Linked DNA regions of Mus musculus: region 2 is linked to region 1. Evidence: chromatin loops called from intact Hi-C (ENCODE). Cell type or tissue: heart. All regions are shown on one strand.

What was found. A loop is a pair of places that touch in the nucleus more often than their neighbours do. Peaks named below come from ENCODE experiments on the same cell type or tissue, not always from the same donor. Only the 100,000 strongest peaks of a DNase experiment are listed, where the experiment ranks them.
Region 2: a loop joins it to region 1, with 1.9 times the contacts of the local background. A loop is called at or near these places in 3 of 42 quality-filtered maps.

The regions. Positions count from the first base shown.
Region 1 is chr2:69,202,352-69,210,351 of GRCm38, forward strand. It overlaps Spc25 (SPC25, NDC80 kinetochore complex component, homolog (S. cerevisiae)), which reads right to left and starts at 3,862. Exons shown (of 7, transcript NM_001199124.2): 1 at 3,713-3,862; 2 at 2,675-2,827; 3 at 2,505-2,570; 4 at 221-367. The coding sequence starts at 2,813. In heart, no CTCF peak of the experiment used is centred here; a DNase peak (open chromatin) is centred at 3,900; H3K4me3 peaks cover 2,162 bases; H3K27ac peaks cover 1,439 bases.
Region 2 is chr2:69,136,033-69,144,032 of GRCm38, forward strand. All of the region lies in intron 1 of Nostrin (nitric oxide synthase trafficker), which reads left to right. Among named protein-coding and RNA genes, the nearest start is that of Nostrin, 4.2 kb to the left of the region's middle. In heart, a CTCF peak has its summit at 3,741 (motif pointing right); a DNase peak (open chromatin) is centred at 1,569; H3K4me3 peaks cover 77 bases.

The sequences.
Region 1 (8,000 bases):
GGCTGTAATTAAAATTGGACAAAACCTTATAAGCAAAACAATAACCACAAAAAGAAAAGTAAGCCCACTTGTGTGACTTAAGTGATACCTAGAGAGATGCTGGTCTGTCTATGCCCTTAAGTGTAGTCTACTTCCACAAAGTGGAGCCAGCCAGATGCACACTAGGAAGCACCATTGCTCTGAAACGCAGTCGGCTACTTCAGATGAAACAGACACTTACTTTCCCTCTTCCTAGCGTACTCTTCCTTGAGCTCCTGGATTTTAGCAGTCAGCTCTTCCGACTCTTGCTCCTTGCCTTTTACTTCAGCAATCATCTTCAACACATTCTCTTTCTTTTCTTGAATGAGCTTATTCTGCTTACAGAGCTCTGTAAGAAACACATGGCATTAAATATATATGCCCTATTCTATGACACGTTAAAAAAAAGCCAAAAAGAAAAAAAAATTAAGAAAAGCAAAAAATTGCCAACTTCCTGAAGATTAATGAAATTGTTTTTATGTTTTGTTTTAAAGACAGAACCTATGTAAACCCAGGATGACCTGAAACTCACAATTCTTTGGCCTCTATGATTAATAAACATATTCTAATGACTCAAAAATCGTAATGTTAAAGAAAATCTGCTTCACTAGTTGTCTTTAAAATACAGTAAAATGCTTCTAAAAATAAAAAAAAATTAATCAACAAAACAGAAAATCAGAAGATTATGACTCCTTCAGTTCCAAGTACATTAAAATAAAGCCCACCACAGAAGACAGTCCAAATCTACAAGACAGCTTTTTACAGTGCACGAAGAAAGCTAATTCTAATGCTTTGTAAGCTTTTCTGGAATGTATTAAAGACAGAAAAAAATGGTGATGAAGTTCTCAAATCTTACAAAGTTAGCATAATTCTGAAACTAAAACACAGACATTGCTGTGTCTCCACTCACTGACAGCCATATAAGCTAATTTTATTTAAAAATATGATGACAGAACCAACAAAATGACTCCGTAGGTAAAGGTGCTTGCTGCTAAGCCTGATGACTAAGTTCAACCTCACAGGATAGGAAAGGAACCAATTCCTGTAAATTGTCCTTTGACCTCTAACATATACCATGGTCTGCCTGTCTATCTCTGTCTCTGTCTCTCTTTTTCTCTCATACACACACACACTCAAAATAAAATAGGGTTATCTTTCTAAAGTGTTATCATAAAGCTTAATAAAATACTACTGTTACTCAGGTGGTAGAGCTCTTGCCTACCATGTGGGAAGTCCTGGATTTGATTCTAGTGCCCCATAAATTGAGTGTGATGGTACACACTTGGAATCCCAGCATTCAACAGGCGGAGGCAGGAAGCTAAGGTCATGCTCTGCTACGGAGAAAGTCGGAGATGGCCCATGCTTTGTGAGCTCCTAGGTCAACATAAAACACTAACCTAGTCCCTGGTACGGTGAGCACATGCCAGCGGAAGAATATTTGGGCAGCACACAGTCTTGAAGATTTTAAAAAGACAGCTAAAGGTGTGTGGCCTGGGAAGGGAGTGGGTCTCAGAAGAGCTGGTGGGGAGTAAGACCAAACCACACCTTAAACAAAACTCCTGAAGAAAGTAAAAAAAAAAAAAAAAAAAAAAATCCAGGGACCTACAAATATGGCTTAGGGGTTAAGAGCATCTGATGGTTTTACACCCAGCACCTACACAGAGGCTAACAACCATTTGTAACTCTATTTCCAGGGGATCTAATACCCTTTCTGACCTACGAGAGCACTGAATACATAACTACACATAAATATATGCAGCAAATAAATATATAAAACAAAATAATCGACCCATTGGCTCCAGCTTTACAGCTTATGTGTGAGAATTCAATAAAAGATACAGACCCAGATTTGAAATATCTGGACATCCATAGAAATGACAGGGAAAGAATTGTGGTAAAAATATGATTGTTAGAATATTAACCAGACCCCAAAGTTCTGAGGAACTCTGTTCCTTGGCTGAAATTTCCAATGTGAAAACAAAAAAAAAATTTTTAAAGGCTGCCCTTTACACATAGGCATACACATATACTAGTTAAATAAAAAGACAGGATACATATAAAATGATGCCGTTCACATAGCATTCAAAAATACTGAAAAAATATTCATAGTTCTAGACGATGCAGATATTCAACTTTAAGCTGGTGATAGGAACATAATCTTTTAAAAATAATTTATTTTTATTTCATGCACATTGGTGTTTTGACAACATGTATCTCTGTGTGAAGGTGTCAGATCCCATAGAACAGGAGTTATAGGCAGTTGTGAGCTGTCATGTGGGTGATAGGAATTGAACCTGGGTCCTCTGGAAGAACAGCCAGAGCTCTTAAACCACTGAGCTAAGCTAGCTCTCCAGCTCCCGCAAACAGAATTTTGATGACTGTCTATGCATGTGTGTGAATGTACGAACACTCACAACACTGTCTTACTTAAGATTTCACGATAAAGACCTTCAATCTAAAAGCTAATCTACACACGATTCACATACGGTTTTTATACTCCAGAATCATCTCAGTCATCCTCTCTTCTTCCTTTAATTTCAAAGACATCTTTTCTGAAAGACAAATTACAAGAGATATTTGAATCCCGCTGAAATAACAGTAAAAAATAAATAAGGTCAGCAAAATCCACAAGTTAGGAGTTAAGGGCTGGCAGTACCTGAAAACGCTTTCATGGAGTCCTTGAAGGCGTCTCTAAGTCCCAGCACTTGACTATGATTATCATCGAGTCTGTTTCTGAACTTATCCCCAAATTCATTGATGCTTTGATTTAAGAGTGCCAATTCGTCTTCACCCATTATGTTTTAAGACACTGCAAAACAGAGCACAAAGCTGTATTTTAGTTGCTATCGACACCAAATAAGCCACATTTTCGAGTTTATGTCTGCAGGTTGACTTTGCTACAGAATGGTTAATAATTGAGCAACTCAGCTAGCATAAAGGCAGACTTTAATTCCAACATTTCCAGCTGGGGGCAGGAGAATCTGAGGTAAAGGTCAGCCAACGTCAGGACCAGTCTGATATACAAGAGACCTTTTCTAAATAAACACAACAGGGTGTGAACTAAACGCCTTTTTTCGCCTTTTGTCCCAGCACTGTCCCAGCACATCGGAGGCAGAGAGGCAGAGAGGCAGAGGAAGGTATTTGAGTTCAAAGATAGCCTGGTCAACATTGGGCCAGAACCTAATAAAATGTAAAATAAGATAAAAATAATCCACTAACAGTCCGGTAGTTAGCAACAGGATGATCCAAGCCAATTTGGGCTTAACTGTGGTGGATGTGCATCAATCTGTTCTGAAGGCATGAAGGGAGGTGGAGGAGAGGAAAGAATATGACCAAAACAAGGTTGCACGAAGCTTTCAAGTCATGTTTTAACAGGACCCCGGTGTCACTCCGCTTCTCCTAAAGGACCTGCTCGCAGGCAACGAGACCGAGACTCGAAGAGGTTGGGGGACAGACAGACCTGCAGGTTTTCTGCATCAGACCCCTGGCCGACTGCTCCGTCCACTCCTCCCCCTGCAGGGCGGAAGAGGGGAGTGTGATCGGGACCGAGCAGCGCCAGGACCCGAACTCCGCGGCTAACAGCGGACGCCCGCATTCCAGGCTCTGCGGACCCACGCCGACATGCCCAGGCCGGCTTCCCTCAGCCCGGGCGTGCGGTCGGCGAAGCCCCACAACCCTTCAAACGGCTCCCGACCTGAGCGGCCAGGAACGCCGCGGTCTCCACCAGACTGGACCTGTCCGGCAGGAACCAGCCCGCCGCTCTTCCGTCTGCTGCTCCCGGGTCTGCTGCTCCTCCAGCGCGCAGTCTTTCAATTTCAAACTCTCCACCGCCTGCTTACCCGCCCTTCAACTCCGTCTTCTGATTGGCTGACAGGGCAGACTCTCCGTGCAAGGATTGGTTGATATCGGCCTGCGGAATTCTCGCGGACAACTATGGAGCAGAGCATTCTGGGATTCGTAGTTCTTTGCTGAGACAGCTTGGGACGCGGTCTATAGTGAAGTAGAAGGGCTTGCCCCAGAATGAAGAAAAAAATGTAAAAATTGAAATTTAACTGCTTTCTTTTATGACATATACTTCCTTCTTCCTTGCACTCGTTTTATTTTGGAAATGACGGAAAATCCTCTTGAACAGACTCCAGTTATGATTGATTAGGCTGAAACATCCTGAAAGTTACCAAACTATTTACCCAAACTTAATGTTTGAATTTCCCAAGCTTTTCTAACATTGATTTATCGTGAGTATTTTACTTATTTAATTTTTATGTTTGAACGTGTTTACAGAAGGGGGCATCGGATCCCCTGGAACAGTTGTGAGCCACTGATAATCAAACTCCTCTCCTCTGCCTGAGGAGCAGACGCCCTGCAACTTTGAGCCATGTCGCCAGTCCTTCAGCTGTTGATTTTAAGACCTACTGGCAAAAACAAGCTCCTGGATCTCGCAGAACTTCAAACTGAATGGGATCAGAACACTGTATACTAAAGTAACCGGTGCTCCCTGAAGAGAGACAGATGGAAGCCACCAAGTTATTAAACATATAATTAAAAATACACATAATTTTAAAAAATAGTAAAGATTTTAAGCTAAGATTTGTTAGAAGACAACTTCACAGATGAAACAGACTTGCTAACTACATCTTTCTTTGTAAAACTGAGAAAGATAGGGAATTGAGAATATGCCCTTTAAAGAAAAGGAACTTGAAGTGTGGTGGCACACGCGTTTAATCCCAGCCCTTGGAAGGCAGAGGCAGGCGGATTTCTGAGTTCGAGGCCAGCCAGGTCTACAGAGTGAGTTCCAGGACAGCCAGGGCTACACAGAGAAACCCTGTCTTGAAAAACCAAAAAAAAAAAAAAAAAAAAAAAAAAAGAAAGAAAAAAGAAAAGAAAGAGAAAACAAGGAACTTGAGATGGTCAATATTAAAAAAAAATTATTGTTATTTTCATCTTTGATTATGATAATTGTTTCTGAAAATAACCCTTTGCTTGTAGACCATACTAATATTTCTTTGATTCCCTTTAAGCATCCAAATGCCAACTATAAGATTAAGCTACCAGATTATGGCTATTTTATCCCCAAGTGGTGCACGCCTTTAATCCCAGCACTCAGGAGGCAGAGGCAGATGGATTTCTGGGTTTGAGGCCAGCCTGGTCTACAGAGTGAGTTCCAGGACAGCCAGGGCTACACAGAGAAACCCTGTCTCAAACCCCCCCCCCCAAAAAAAACAAAACAAAACAAAAAAAGAACTGAAAATCAAGACTATGAAGTCTGGACAAGTTACCATCCTTGACCTTGACCTTGTCATCATCATTCAGCACATCACAGTATACCTGATGCTCAGTGTCTCGCCTGGGGCCATTATTAACAAATTTGGCCATATAGGAGGCAGAAAAGTGCATACCACTCTGCAGACGATCTGGGTTGGGTTCCCAGCACCCAAGTGTCTCCATGGGCACCCACACTCACATGTATGTATGGCTCCCGGACAAACACAATTTTTACTTATTTATTTACTTTATGTGTACAGGTGTTTTGCCTGTGTGCCAATGTGAGTACCTAGAGTCCTTGGCAGTCAGAAGAGGGCATCAGGTCCCCTGGAACTGGAGTTATGAATGGTTGTGAGCCACCATGTAGGTGCTAGGAATGGAACCCAGGTCCTTGGAAGTGCAGTCAGTGTTCTTTTTTTTTTAATATTTTTTAAAGATTTATTTATTTATTATATGTAAGTACACTGTAGCTGTCTTCAGACACTCCAGAAGAGGGAGTCAGATTTCATTCCGGATGGTTGTGAGCCACCATGTGGTTGCTGGGATTTGAACTTTGAACCTTCGGAAGAGCAGTCGGGTGCTCTTACACACTGAGCCATCTCACCAGCCCGCAGTCAGTGTTCTTAACCACTGAAGTATCTCATCAGACTGACCAAACATAATAAAAAACATATATGTATATGTATATATGTGTGTGTGCCACATCACCTCCAGTAGCATCTGTGTGACAAGTTCCACAGACTGAGGTGTTTGATCTCCAAAGGGGGAGGCCTCCTGGAACCGGTTGTAGAACTCTTCGCCAGAGAAAAAATATTGAGCCATAGTTCTCATGGTAATCTATCTGTTTTGTTTTCTCTTATTCCTTTTATTATTTACATGTTCCTGGTGGCCTAGACCGAGATCTTAATCGAGAATAATGGGTAAGAAACCATCCCTAGAGGTGGGGCCACTAACATGACCTTATCCCCAGGGAAACCAACACTTTACTTTCTAAATCATTTACAAAACTATTATGATAAAAAATTTTCCCAACATTAAAATTTCATACGGCTACACATGTGTCATCGGAGGTGGATTTTGGTATATGGTAAAGAAAGCTTTAATTAGAAAGAATTAAAATAGTTTAAATTTATACATTGAAGATTTATTTTAAAAAATCAGGCACAATATGTTAATAATTGGCCATGGGGCTGCAAAGTTAGTTGAGCAGTTAAGAGCACTGACCATTAAAGATTTATTAACCTGCTCCTGGAAATATGCCACTAGCCTTGGATGACAGCCCCCACTGAATATATCCTTTTAGAATTGTTATATTTTGATGATTTATATAATGATGTTACCTGTTCTGTTTGTGATTCACTGACTACATAGTTTCAGAGTTGTAATGCTTGGATGATTTTTGTGCTTTACTGTGCCAAATGATTTTTGTTGGTATCTGTGATTGTCTCACTGGATAAAGTTTCTAAGAGCTGTAATGTTTGGTTTTTTAATGTATAAAATCCCCTGCTTGAGAGCTGCGGAATACACTCAGATTCAAACTGCCTCTGTGTTTGTTTCTGTTTGTCACCGCCAAATCCTTACCCACCTAGCTTCAAGGACCCTCATTCCAGGGACCCCCATACCCGACTGGGGTGGCCCATGGCATGTGTGTATAAAAATTCTTTTAAAGATTTTAAAAATCAGAAAATCAGACTTATAGTTTGCTGTGAAAAGTCTTTAATTTTGAATACTTATACAATAACTTCTAGTCTTAGATATTTGGTAGCATTTTACCTTCCATTTTATATTTTGGGCATCTTAACTCTTCATCTGAGTGAGTAATGACACCCTGGGTTGCCCACTGAGTTAAGATTCAAGGCAAGGTGCTAGCTGAAGCCCTGTTTTATTCACCTTTTTCCTGGTCCTAATGTGGCCGCCAAGCGATGATTCTAGACATCTCTGGACTTTGGACTGAGAAAGAGATTGCCTTTAGCAATATAAAGTGACCCTTAGGATGACTGTTGCTTTCTTTGAAAGGGTGGGAGTTTGGGAGGTTGATTCGTTTCCTTATTTGATCTTACTGTGTACCCCAGGCTAGCTTTGATATCTCTCTCCCTCCCTTCCTCCCTACAACCTTCTCATTCTCTCTCTTTACGGTTTCGCTCAGTTTTGGACCTCTAACCTGGCACATTCCGAGCAAGCTCTCTGCACCATATCCCCAACCCCTTCCTGCCTTGTGCCACATTGCTCAGGCTGACCTTGAACTTGTGACCCCCCTGACTCAGCATCCAGAGTGCTTGACATTGTGTGTGTAGTCTATAACTCCTAGCCATGACCACTGGCTTTTTGTCATGACTCCTCTTCAATTAAGGTATAAGAAAAAAAATGCTATGGTTTGTCAATTCTTTTTAATATCTGAAACACTGGGTAGAGAAAATATGCTACCCAGCCCCCACCCTGCCTCTCATCACAGAAAATAGCTTTCTGAGTCTCTTCTGTCACCACCTACAAATACTATCATCATCTTTATAGCTATGTTTATATGCCATTCATTTCAACCCAAGTAGGATTTTGTGGGGAATTGCAGGCTGGTATCCAGTCGAGCTGAGGTCTGAACCCCGATGGTCATAATTCACCTACATGACACAGTAGGCTTTCCCTCATGCTCTTGGAACTCCGGCCCCTGCCTAAGGTACCACCTCCCACAGCCCCCACAAGAGAAGCATGGTCAGTAGTCATGG
Region 2 (8,000 bases), 66 kb before region 1:
GATTTTGGCTGTGGAACAGAAGTCTGCGGTTTTTCTTTGGTTAAGCTTAAAATAGAGCCCTCTTGAAAATGTGACAGTCATAGCCGTCTTTAGTTCTCAAATTGATGGGGAAAGATTTGGGTGAGTCTATAGCATCCTACTTGGATCCAGACGGGGCTGTTTGAGAAGCAATATTAAAGCTTGCTTGATGAGGTGCCAACATAGTCAACATCGTGTGTAGAGTAGACAGGGAAGCTCACAGACCGTCTGCAATGCATTTGGGCTCAGAGATTGAGTCAGGGAAGGATTTGCCTCCCCTCCACACCCTTCAACCCATTCCTGCTTTTTAATCAAACAGCTTGAGAGTTGTGATCCCAAAAGCCCTCAGGACACAGAACAGACTCCCATTGTGTCAGCCTGGTAGCTGGTTCGCCAGCCTGCTTGCTCTGGTCCTGGGATCTTCCCTGCCCCCCTCCCAATACAATATTGATCAAAAGTCCAAAGACACACAGCACAGTCACTAATGTATTATTAGTGGCAGAGATTTGACCTAGGAGACAAGATGCAAAGGAAATAAAGGGAAGGGAAATTTGTTCCGAAACCAAAGTAATCAAGGATTTTCAATGTCTTACCCAAGCTGTAAAGCGAAAAACTTGGTGACCTCAGAAGCCAGGAATTGTAGCCATGGTTCATATATTTTATTGAAAGAAACAAACCAACCAACCAGCCTGTGGAAAAGCAAATAGGAGAAATCTGTGAGGAAGCCATGATCAGCAGAGGATGCAGCTTTCCTTGTTGTTTATTCAAAGGGCAAGGAAACCATGGGCTTAGGAGAGGTGGAATTCCAACTGCTATTGGACAAACCTAGTTCAAGAATCCTGAGGCTGAAGTGAGGCAAACATCTAAGAGATTAAGAAGATAGCGTAGCACCAGTTCCATTAAGCATTAAAAAGATATGCTTAATGAATACACAGATTCCAACACCACACTTGAATGACAATATTGAGTGAACCCCCACCTCACCCCTTACTTTGGCACACAGCCTCAATCTACTCGGCATTGGGTGGTTATGGGTAACCTTTTAGAGAAATTTGTTCTTTTCTCTTTGTATTTGCACCCTACTACACTTTTAAATCCTCGCCTGTCTCACATGGATTCTGGTGATGTTTTCCCTGGTTCAGGTGACACCCAGATAAGTTGAGGCAAACACTTGGTACTGGCAAGTATTTAAAGAGAAAGTCAATGCCGAGATAGTACAATAGACAAAAGAGAGGGAGACAGGAGGCAGGACCAACTAGGTTTTTAAAAGAGAAAAGAAAGAAAAAGGGGAGTTAAAAGTCTATCATATCATTGTGTGTGTGTGTGTGTGTGTGTGTGTGTGTGTGTGTAGGTAGACAGCACAGCTTACTTCAGGTCAGGACTAGGGACAAATGTTTTCTTTCAGACATCTCCCAAGACAGTCTCCCCTACCTCCATGGCAGTTCAAAGCTCTACTTCTGTGGTGCTAGATGATGCTATACCCTATTTTGAGTACTACCCCAAGGGTGTTTGTCTTTGTCCATGACTAGGGGTCATGTCTCTGGGCCCATCGCCACCAAAAGTATCCGGGAGTCAGGAGGAGGCGGATATCCCTTCGGCCTGGACTTCTAAACTCTCTAAAGCCACAGAATACTTATTTATTTGCAATTGTTTCATCTTTATTAAGTGTTCGCGTTGACTTCCTGGTACAATCCCAGCTTGTACTTGGAAAACAATGCTCTACAATTTAGGAACATGCTGAAAAAAGGGGCAAGGGTGGGGGATGAGACGTGGATTTCAGACCGATGCTTCGGAAACCACTTATCACTTGTTTTTCACTTAATACTTTTTAAAGAGAACCCAAAGCTTCCACTGTCTGCCAAGTTTCCTATCACATCTGACCCTAGCTTGGCATCGAATATGATTAAGCATCTTCATTAAGCTATAAATCCTAACTTGGTCCCCACCAATGGATTTGTGTACCAATATCAGTGGGTCAAGAGCAAGCTCAAATAAAAAATGGGGTGGGGATCTATATTTATACTTATTTTTAATCCAAATGTAGGATTTTCTTCAAGAACGAGGGTTCAGTACCAGTAACAGTGTCTAAGACTGTACAAACACTGAAGAACACAGATTTTGTTTTATAACAGTGTTGTTATAGATGTTTCAGAGTATTGTTTATTCTCAGCCTTATTTACATATTTTGGTAATTCTTAAGGTTTGCTATTTAGCATATTAATACAAACATTCAGTCTAATATCAAAAGCTCGAAAAATATTTTTGAAAATATGCATATATATGTAGCTCATTCTCTTTATAATAATGTGGTATTTTGTTTTACACATTTAAAAAAATAGTGAAATATATTTTACCATTCGATGAAAGCAGGCCTGGTACAAGAAATTTAAAGCTATCTTTAGGGTCATGCTCCTGCGAGAGTCTGAGCTGCTTCCTCAGCACTTCAACCTTCAGGGGTCAGGCCAACGTCTACCTTCAAACGATTGTCACTGAAGTAAGCTAAAGAGTGATAGACATTGTGTGGGGCTCTTAAATAATGGCGAGGATGCTGGAGCTTGTTTCTTTAAGGTTTCCTTTTTTTTTCTTTCTTTCTTTTTTTTTTTTTTTCAAATTCTAGTTTTGGGAAGAAAAAGAATTGGCTTCAAGCCTCGATGCCTGCGAGCTTATCATTGACACCTAAAAATATACCACGAGAAATCTTCCTCAACTCCATGTTCAAGGATGTGGATAGCATCAAATTCTTCCCAGAGGAAATGACTCAATTATGTTTAAAAAAAAATAAAAAAGTACTACTTTCTTCCTATGAAAGAAAAACGTACGTGCCAAGTCGAGAGAAAGTTACAAGCTACTTGCTGGTTCAGCCTGGGTCACCAGCTGTTGCCTGGCACTGATGCCAAAGGCATCGTTGCTGTGGTCCATGACTCCTGAGAGCCTCAGCTGTACTGAGAGAAGGGAGGGGCAGGTGGAGTCTGGCATGGATACTGTGTTATACATAGTATCTTCAGTGTGTGCCAGTGAGGTGTGTAAGATGCCTTCCTACATTTCTTAGGCTTCTGCTTTATCAGTTGTAAAATAAGAGGAGGAGACAGTTGATTGTACTGTTTCCTAGTATTCTGTTCCTTATAAATTAAGCAATCCTATCACAAAGCTTCAAATATCTAACAGATCTCTAATAAACATAGGTAACCCCTTAATTTGAGGGGTAGTGCTTAGAAATATCACCCTCAGTGAATGAGAATTCACACGAATCAGTAGCACAGGCGTGACATAGAAAGGGGGCCAAGAAGAGGCTTATTCAGCTTGTAGAACTCTGTGATTGTCAATGTTATATGCTTTTAGAAAAATCCATGGGAGCATCCAGAGTAACATTTCTTTCTAGAACAATTAAATTCGATCTTTTTAAGCATTCCAACTGTGTAGTCAAGAAGAGCAACTGGGCAAAGTTGAGCAGCAGTGTTTTATAGTGTGACAGTTCCTCTGTCTAGCCGCCCCATAGGCTGATTACTAAACTTTGCTTCATTGTTGCTGAGTTGTTTACTTGTTTGCTTTGTAATAGCAATGCTTAAACAGAATTTGCTTACAGTGCACATCAGAAATGTTTCCCTAGTGCTGAACGGGACAGGCCTGTGTAGAACACTTATAAACATGAAGGAAAAAAGTTTCAAATGACTTATTTATTTTCTATATGTGAGCACACTGTCACTGTCTTCAGACAGCACCAGAAGAGGGCACCAGACCCCATTACAGATGGTTGTGAGCCACCAGGTGGTTACTGAGAATTGAACTCGGGACCTCTGAAAGAACAGCCAGTGCTCTTAACCGCTGAGCCATCTCTCCAGCCCCACATGAAGGAAAATTTTAAGGTCTCAGAAATGTCCTAAACATCCTGGCTACTGACAAACTATTTATAAAGGGCATTTACAAAGAAACCCATGATATGTTATCTTAGTAATTAATGGCCCAGGGGAGAAAGTGCACCTTCAAGTAAATTCATATGGAGATCTAAAATTAGCATTAAGCTCTTTCCCGGGGTGCATAGGTTGTAGGGCTGAGAGATCTGAGGTCTCAATGAGCAGGAACCGACATCCCAAATTTACTTCCCACGTGACTTTCACCAGATGAATTTTTTTTTTTTTTGCTTCTCGATGATATCAGGAAGCCATCGGTATCACTTATAACGGGATCAGCTGTCTGAGTGTGCTTAGTTTGGTTATATTGATTAGCTACATGGAAACATTTGGCTCTACTGGATTATCTAGTTGATTTAATTACCTGACATTTCTAATCTGTCCATAATCTAATGAGGTCATATTTAGCTCTTTGAGCCTTAACTCTTAAGTAAGGGATCAGGCTTCAGGGCTTTTCATACTGTGTCCCACAGAATCCGTTCAAAGTCCCCTCTGATGACTGGGAGTGTGTGGAAAAGGGAAGTGAGACAGGAGCAGAGAAGCCAAAACCATGGTAGAAAAATGTCACTGCCTCAGAGCAGATACAGCTTGATCTGCTCTGTTCAATCTCTCTCTCTCTCTCTCTCTCATTCTCTCTGCCACACACACACACATTCATATACAGTCACACTCATACACACACATAGATATACACATACACGGATATACGCATGCACGCACACAGACACACACACACATACACACACACACACACACACACACAGAGGACAAGATAGTAGTCACAGGATCTGCTTTAACATTTAGTAAATCTACTTTTAAATTTTTTGTGTGTGTCCAAGTTTGAGTAAATGATAAATGATAAAAGGCCCGGGAGCACTGATTCTAAACAATGAATTGAGCTGCATATGTAGAAATAGTCTTAGTATCTCTTTTATTTATAGATGTTCCTTTAATCTCAGTCTGGATCAGGGATGCTGGGGAGTTTCCAGGCCAGTGGACCTGAGGACAAAGATAAAGATTCTACCCCATGCTGTTATAAACAGAATACTCTTTATCTGATCATTAACTTACAATGAACAATAAGGTGCATTGCCTGCACTCCGTGGAGCTCAGGAAGTGGCTCGCTTGACGCATGGATCCTGCCAACCTATGACCTGACCAGAGTGGCTGAGTAGGCAGAGCCACTGGCCATTTCTCTTTCTGGAACAACTTTGCCCATTTAACATCTTATTCCAATATGAAGACTTTCTATGAAAGAAATAGGGTGTGTTTATCTATTAAATGACAAGGGCTCACCTCCTACATCCTACCGCTGCCAGTTCAAGGGTCAAAGAAACCACACACTGTGTTTTACTAGAGAAGCCCCTTTCTTTAACAGATGAGGTAGGGGCTGGGGGGAGGTATAGCTCATAGAGATAAAGAACACAGCTGCAATTCCAGAGGACCTGGCTTAGGTCCCAGTCACCTTCATAGTGACTCACAACTGTCTGTAACTCCAGTTCCAGGAGATTCAACACCCTACTCTGCCTCTACAGTCACCAGGCATGCACGTGGTACATAGATATTCTTACAGGCAAAACTCTCATACTTTTAAAATAATACAATAAATAAATCTAAGGAAAAATTTTTTTTCTTAGAAATAAGTTAACAGATACCTGCTTTACCACAGCTTCACCAATGAAACTGAAGACAACTGAGTTCTTTTTTTATATATAAAATATTTTTTTATTACGTATTTTCCTCAATTACATTTCCAATGCTATCCCAAAAGTCCCCCATACCCTCCCCCCAACTCATTCCCACTTTTTGGCCCTGGCGTTCCCCTGTACTGGGGCATATAAAGTTTGCGTGTCCAATGGGCCTCTCTTTCCAGTGATGGCCGACTAGGCCATCTTTTGATACATATGCAGCTAGAGTCAAGAGCTCCGGGGTACTGGTTAGTTCATAATGTTGTTCCACCTATAGGGTTGCAGATCCCTTTAGCTCCTTGGGTATTTTCTCTAGCTCCTCAATTGGGGGCCCTGTGATCCATCCAATAGCTGACTGTGAGCATCCACTTCTGTGTTTGCTAGGCCCCGACCTAGTCTCACATGAGACAGCTATATCACGGTCCTTGCAAAAAACGCTTGCTAGTGTATGCAATGGTGTCATCACTTGGAGGCTAATTATGGGATGGATCCCTGGATATGGCAGTCTCTAGATAGTCCATCCTTTTGTCTCAGCTCCAAACTTTGTCTCTATAACTCCTTGTCTGGTCTCCTGAAACTTGTCCCAAAGAGACAGACAGCATAAAAGATGTCTTAGGGAGTTTAAAAGTCCCAACAGCCCAGCATACAGAAAAACTTCCAGGGATCTACTTATTCAGATTAAGTCACGAGGAAGACATTCTTTCCATGTTCCGGTCTTTGCTGGTTTCTCCACAGTCCCCTCTCCCTACCCCAAGGCTGTTGTGTGATGGCTGTCCTCTGGTGATGGTAGTCTAAGGCATCCTGTGCGTAGGGCAGTTTGTCTTGACAATCGTTCCTTCTATTCCCAGTTCTCCTGGTGGGAGGGGGCTCTTCTGCTCACATTCACACTGAAAGCTCAGGCCCTTCCTAACCCTGCACCCTGTTGAGTCTCTCAGCTCCAGCCGCAGCCTTATACCTGCTTGCGAGCAGAATACCTCACTATGTGAGGGCAGCCAGATCCAGCTTGCCCAAGGACCCTGGTTTGCTTGTTGAGCCTTTATTTCTGCTTTGCTTAAGCAGATGAGAGGAATGATTATATATATATATATATATATATACAGCCTATATATATATATATATATATATACATATATATATATACAGCCTAATACCAGAAAATATTTCTAAATGCCCCAGTTCCTATAGGGAACTTCATAAAGTTTTATTGATGTGAATTAAGATTTAAACAAATGAAAAGGTCTTCACGGTGTTCTTGAGTGGGAAATCTAAATACCATTTTAAAAAGCCAATTTCCTCTATTTTATACGCAACACATAATACTGTTTTGAATAGGATTCTGACAGGAATGTTAAAAATAAAAAAATAAAAAACTCCAAAACCTCATAATTAGATAAATGTTTACATGGAAGAATAAATGTCTAAGAAATGCCAAAGAAATTATGAGAATTAAAAAATAATTGCCCAGAAAGAGTAGATTAAAAGTTTAATGTCTCTATAACTTAAGAGTATGTAGTATGTGTCATTATTTTCTGTGTGACTGTGATATTTTGGGAAAAATAAAATGTTCCCTAATTCACAAAAAGCTAAGATTTCATCTGAGTTAGAAACATGTAAAAGCTAAAAATTAGAAACCCTAATAAAAAATGTCTGTAAATAAAAAACATTGTAGGTCCAGCCAAAAGGTTCAGAAGGCCAAGGTGCTTGTCATGCTTGTACAAACATGGTAGCCTGAGTTCCCAAATGCCATCTGAACACTCCATGCAAGTATGGACTCACAAACGTACAACACACACACACACACACACACACACACACACACACACACGATAATAAATAATACTAATATCATCAAAATTTAAATACCATTTTATTTCTTTCACACATACAGTAGGTCTGAAAGAGAGTTGGAGCCTTGTATGTTGCCTTTCATATTGCTAGCATCTCCAACTCTTCATCTCTTTTAAATTGATGGTCTCAGTTCATAGTATCCAGTGTCAAGACTATGTCATAGCAATGCCTGTTGTTCCTACGTCCAGGAGGAAAAAACAAAACAAAACAAAACAAAACAAAACAAAAAAACGAGAAAGAGGCAATCTTCACTGAGAGGGTTCATCCGTTTCCCTACAGCTCCATATACAGAGCATTAAGATAATCTCATACGATATTTTTAGCTTGCGTGTGTTTTGACAGAGACTCATCATTTAAAACCAAGTGTGAAATTTCTGTTTATGGTACGAAATCAGAACTCAACAAGTTTTGGATTTTTAAATGTTTTCAATTTCAGACTTTTTTTTTTTTGACACTATGTACTGTGTGTCTATCACACTCATAGAATGGTGGGCTTTTTAAGAATGGTAATGTGGTGTCCTGTGGAGTGTGCTTTTGA